Linked DNA regions of Homo sapiens: region 1 is linked to region 2. A link is a contact called in ENCODE Hi-C data. All regions are on one chromosome and are shown on one strand. The core of a region is the stretch at or near the end of the contact, and the rest is flanking DNA. Distances in the headings are between cores, read along the strand shown.

Region 1 (2,975 bases), core at 140-2,639, 50 kb after region 2:
GAAAATAGAGTGCAAATGAGAGAGAGAGAAATAGAGGGAAAGAGTAAGTAAGAGAGAAACCAGAAGAGACAGAAATCAAAGAAAGACACAGAGGGTGAAACTAGGAAAAGAAATAGTGTAAAAAGAATGCAGAAAGTTAAGACATGTTGAAGATTGTCTGTGAAAGTCATAAGAAAAACTATAAAAGGGAATTTATGCAAGAAATATTGTATAATTTAAAAGTAATTACACCTCCTGAATATAAATTATTAAAAAATAGTTTATGTACAAGGTATGTAAGAAAAATAAAATATACTTTTAATAACAGGATTATAAGGAGGCATAAGAATATGGATTTTTACCTACATTAAAGTTTAAAAAAAATTTTGTTTTAAAGGTTTAAGCAAGTTTTAAAATGTTAATTGTAAAGGAAATTCTGTGTGTAAACATATTGGCTAAAGTTAAATGGGTATCATCCAGTTTTTCTGTGAACTGGACATTAAAATAAAAGCACAATATATTTTTCTTAAAGCACTAAACTGCTCTTTAACAAAAATTACAAAAAGTTAAAAAAAGTCTATAAAAGTTTTACCTTATAGTCAGACATTAAAACTGGATAATGTCTACAAGATTTTATTATAATTAAGTTTAACATTAATAGCACATTAATATAAAGGTAAAATTTAACTTATCTAGTATAAAATCATACAAAAACATTGCCAAACATAAAATGGTGTTTAGCTTTCTTAAGGCCTGAAGGCAGCCAGGTAAGTCACAAGGCCCCTCATCCCCAAGGCCACAATGCGCAGGGGCGGTAAAGGCCACAAGAAGGCCAAGACATTAAGACGGGGCAGGGCCACAGAGTCCCCTGGGTGGTGCTGAGCAGGAATGGAGCAGTAGGCATCACCATGAGGCCTCAAGCCCCAGTATATGCAGCAGAAATTATATACTTAATTTATCTTCCACTTTCCCTTCCCTCGAAACTAGAAGTCTTTCAGCACAGGTACCACCCCTAGAATTTCCCGTACATCAGCACCAGCCTGCAAACCACGTCCTCATCAAAAGCTAGAAAGAAGAAACTCAAGCCAGCCTGGGAAGAACCCTATTTTATGCTGTTAACCACTGAGACTGCCATCTGCACAGCTGAGAAAAAAAAAAAATTGGACCCACCATACTCAAGTCAAGAAAACATCTTCCTCTCAGAATCATGGGTTACTGTACTAAGATCAAGCCCTACTAAGTTAACGTTAAAGAAAGATTAATTTTCATATACGTTCTATATTTCTTCCTTTCCTTTCCTTATTCTGTTACTAGCTCCTTTATTAATAATATAACTAAGTCTGACTCACCTAAGTCTGACTCACCTATTGCCTTTAATACTTGCTCTGTCATACCTTGAGGAAATGTAAAAGATCAACAACAACTAGCCTTTTCACACAAATATTTATGCCCCAGCACTCTAGTTGACACAGTTACCCCTAGCACTCATTGTTGTAATGACCTGCAGCCAAGACGCTGATCTTCTGCTCCTACCGCCTGGCAACCTTGTAGTAAATGGGACTACATCCCTTAAACTACCCAGGAGCAAAGCTGGATTTCCACGAAAAGGTTTCTGCAGATCTAAAACCCCTCATCTATTTCACTAAAAGGACTACCCCTTCTAACTGTCAGCCTTATCTATATAACCCTGTCCTTCTCTTTATCACCCCTTCCACCTTAACTAACTCTAGACCTGCCCTTAGTCACTTCTATGGTATAAGAATTGACATAAATAGAAAAGACTCCCCGACCCCAGGTATTTTAAAAATATATATTATTCCGCCATCTTCCCCTTCTTCGGTAGCCTCAGATCTAGATCCCACAACAGTTGCTCCTACATCTAATAAAGCTAGGGTGTCTATTGTAAAAATAAGAGATCTAAAACAGACCTTAGCCATCAAGACAAAATATCAAGATGCAAATGCCTGGCTGAAATGGACTAAATAATCCATTCGCACTTTAAATAAAAGCGATTATTATACTTGTACACACCGTAGGCCTGAGGCCCAGATTATCCCCTTTCCACTCCGATGGTCTCCTTGTCGACCAGATATGGACTGTATGGTGGCTGTTTTTCAAAATCCCACAGCTTGGGATAATCCAACATACTGAGCTCTCTCTGCTATATCCTGAAATTCAACACCCTGCGGGTCAACCCCTGAGGGCAATCCAGCTTCCACTTCTGAATGCCAAGTTTACTTCATGCCTCTCACGGCAGGGGTAAAATTTAGTGTTCCTTGGAAGCATAAAAGGATGCAAGGAGCTTAAGCCTTTCCAAGAGCTTGCCCATCCGTCCTCCCCACACACATTTATGGTGGTACTGTGGAAGACCTTTACTGGACACTCTGCCAAATAATTGGAGCAGTACTTGTGCTCTAATCCAATTGGCTATCCCCTTCACCCTGGCATTTCATCAATCTAAAAAGGTAAAAACAAAACACCACAGGCCAAGAAAAACTCTTTATAAGTCTTTTAATCCTCAGGTTTACATAAATGCTATTAAGGTCCTGTGAGAAGTGCCAAATAAGTTTAAAGCACAAAATGAAACAGCTGCAGAATTTAAATGCATGTTATTCTGGTAAGTATTAAAAAAAAGTAGACTAAATAAACTATATCTATTACAATCAGCAATAATTCATAAATTACACTGAGGACACCATCAAAGAGATGGCTAAGCAGTTAGGATCTACCAGCCAGATGGCCTAGAAAAATAAATTTTAAAAAATAGCTTTAAATATAATATTAGCAGAAAAAGGAGATGTTTGTGTCGTAATTAAAACTCAATCTTGGAACCTCTGCAGAAAAAAATTGATTCCTCGGCAGTGTCATGAAAGCAAACCAGTTAATAAAGCTACAAAATTAATGGCTCAATTGTAACACAGTGGTGATGCGTCTAATTCCCCACAAAGACCAATAAATTAAATGTCTTATACAAAACTCAATATTGTACCTTTTTT
Region 2 (2,782 bases), core at 33-2,532:
CTTTCAAAGGTGAAGGCCACCAGCAGTATCTTGCATGCAACTGATGCCTTTCAAATGAAACCTTACATCTGCATAGTCCATAGACAACCACAGGCAAATGTGAGGGTGAAACTCTGTGTTCTACGTTGCTCTGTGTCAGTGAAGCAAGGCAGTGCCAGTTCAGAGGGCTCTGGGGCCTCAAGACAGGGATGACTGGTTGTGGGTACTGCAGCTGCGAGCAGAGCAGTCAAACATAACTGCTGATGCTTTTCTTTCAGTCCTGCCGTCATCACTGACAAAGTAATCCCAGCTTGTCTGCCATCCCCAAATTATGTGGTCGCTGACCGGACCGAATGTTTCATCACTGGCTGGGGAGAAACCCAAGGTGAGATAAATTCCATTGCCCACATAACGAATTGGTTTTGACCTACAGTCCATGTGACAAAATGATCATTTTGGAGAAAGCTGTGCAAATTCCTATCCATGAATGTGGTCCACCCCACTCCTGATTTTGCCTGGGCACCTGTCTATGTCTTAATCAGTCTTCAAGGCACATGATCAAAGGGAGGAAAACTGTGTCTTTGAGTCTCTCTCTCTCTCTCTGTTTTCAGAACATTTTTATTTCAATTAATTAATTTTTAACTTTTATTTTAGGTTCAGGGGTACATGTGCAAGTTTCTTGTATATGTAAACAGTGGTTTGTCATGCAGATTATTTTGTCACCTAGGTACTAACCCTAGTACCCAATTCTTAGTATTTCCTGCTCCTCTCCCTCCTCCCACTCTTCTCCCTCAAGTAGGCCCCAGTGTCTGTTGCTCTCTTCTTTGTGTCCATGAGTTCTCATCACTTAGCTCCCACTTATAACTGTGAACATGTGGTATTTGGTTTTCTGTTCCTGTGTTAGTTTTCTAAGAATAACGGCCTCCAGCTCCATTCATGTTCCTGTAAAAGATATTACCTCATTCTTTCTTATGGCTAAACAGTATTCCATGGTGTATATGTACCACATATTCTTCATCCAATGTGTCATTGATGGTCATATAGGTGATTCCATGTCTTTGCTACTGTGAATAGTGCTGCAATGAACATTCATGTGCATGTGTCTTTAGGGTAGAATGATTTATATTCCTCTAGGTATATCGCCAGTAGTAGGATTGCTGGGTTGAAAGTTAGTTCTGCTTTTAGCTCTTTGAGAATCACCATACTGCTTTCTACAGTGGATGAACTAATTTACAGTCCCACCAGCTGTTAGTGTTCTCTTTTCTCTGCAACCTTGCCAGCATCTGTTATTTTTTGACTTTTTAGGAAGCCATTCTGGCTGGTGTGAGATGATTTTTCATTGTGGTTTTGATTTGCATTTCTCTAACGATCAGTGATATTGAGCTTTTTTTCATATGTTTGTTGGCCACAGGCATGTCTTCTTTAGAAAAGTGTGTTAGTGTCCCCTGTCCATTTTTTAATGGGGTTTTTTTTTTCTTGTAAATTTGTTTAAGTTCCTCATAGATGCTGGATATTAGACCTTTTTCAGGTGCATAGTTTGCAAATATTTTCTCCTGTTCTCTAGGTTTTCCCTTTACTCCCTTGAGAGTTTCTTTTTCTGTCCAGAAGCTCTTAAGTTTAATTAGATCCCATTTGTCAATTTTTGCCTTTGTTGAGATTGCTTTTGGCATCTTCATGAAATTTTTGCCCGTTCCTATGTCCAGGATGGTGTTACCTAGGTTGTCTTCCAGGATTTTTGTACTTTTGGATTTTACATTTAAGTCTTTAATCCATCTTGAGTTGATTTCTGTATATGGTGTAAGGAAAGGGGTCCAGTTTCCATCTTCTACATATGGCTAGCCAGTTACCCCAGCACCATTTATTGAATAGGGAGTTATTTTCCCATTGCTTGTTTTTGTCAGCTTTGTTAAAAATCAGATGTCTGTAGGTGTGTGGCCTTATTTCTGGGCTCTCTATTCTGTTCCACTGGTCTACGTGTCTTTTTTTTTTTTTTTTTTTACCAGTACCATGCTGTTTTTGTTACTGTAGCCCTGAAGTATAGTTTGAAGCCAGGTAATGTGATGTCTCCAGCTTTGTTCTTTTTGTTTAGGATTGCCTTGGCTATTCTGGCTCCTTTTTGGTTATATATAAATTTTTGAAGTAGTTTTTTAATAGTGCTGTGAAGAATATCATTGGCAGTTTGATAGGAATAGCAATGAATCTGTAAATTACTTTGGGCAGTATGGCCATTTTAATGATATTGATTCTTCCAATCCATGAGCATGGGATGTTTTTCCATTCATTTGTGTCATCTCTGATTTCTTTGAGCAGTGTTTTGTAATTCTTATTGTAGAGATCTTTACCTCTCTGGTTAGCTGTATTCTTACATATTTTATTCTTTTTGTGGCATTTGTGAATGGGACTGTGTTCCTGATTTGCCTCTGGGCTTGGCTGTTGTTGGTGTAAAGGGATGCTAGTGATTTTTGTACATTGATTTTATATCCTGAAACTTTGCTGGAGTTGATTATCAGCTGAAGGAGCTTTTGGGCTGAGACTATGGGGTTTTCTAGACATAGAGTCATGTCATCTGCCAACAGGGATCGTTTGATTTCCTCTCTTCCTATCTGGATGCCCTTTATTTCTTTCTCTTGCCTGATTGCTCTGACCAGGGCTTCCAATACTATGTTGAATAGGAGTGGTGAAAGAGGGCATCCTTATCTTGTGCCAGTTTTCAAGGGGAATGCTTCCAGCTTTTGCCCATTTAGTATGATGTTGGCTGTGGACTTGTCATAGCTGTCTCTTATTATTTTGAGATATATTCCTT

Evidence for each region. Hi-C counts contacts between places; a loop is a spot of excess contacts on that map. Pooled maps may share reads with other maps.
Region 1: a map with no recorded cell type shows a loop between it and region 2 (10-fold over the local background). The contact joins two enhancer-like sites. A Hi-C loop is called at or near these places in 20 of 37 single-sample maps with no recorded cell type and 6 of 50 pooled maps.

What each region holds. Positions count from the first base shown.
Region 1 is chr6:160,790,707-160,793,681 of GRCh38, forward strand. It overlaps the pseudogene LOC107986665. Among named protein-coding and RNA genes, the nearest start is that of PLG, 90 kb to the left of the region's middle. Within about 2 kb of position 1,390, at least 4 of the 41 ENCODE cell types and tissues checked have a DNase peak (open chromatin) inside an H3K27ac peak, as active enhancers do.
Region 2 is chr6:160,741,054-160,743,835 of GRCh38, forward strand. PLG (plasminogen) reads left to right here. Exons shown (of 19, transcript NM_000301.5): 17 at 258-364. Among named protein-coding and RNA genes, the nearest start is that of PLG, 40 kb to the left of the region's middle. RefSeq lists an enhancer at 1,305-1,374. Within about 2 kb of position 1,283, at least 2 of the 41 ENCODE cell types and tissues checked have a DNase peak (open chromatin) inside an H3K27ac peak, as active enhancers do.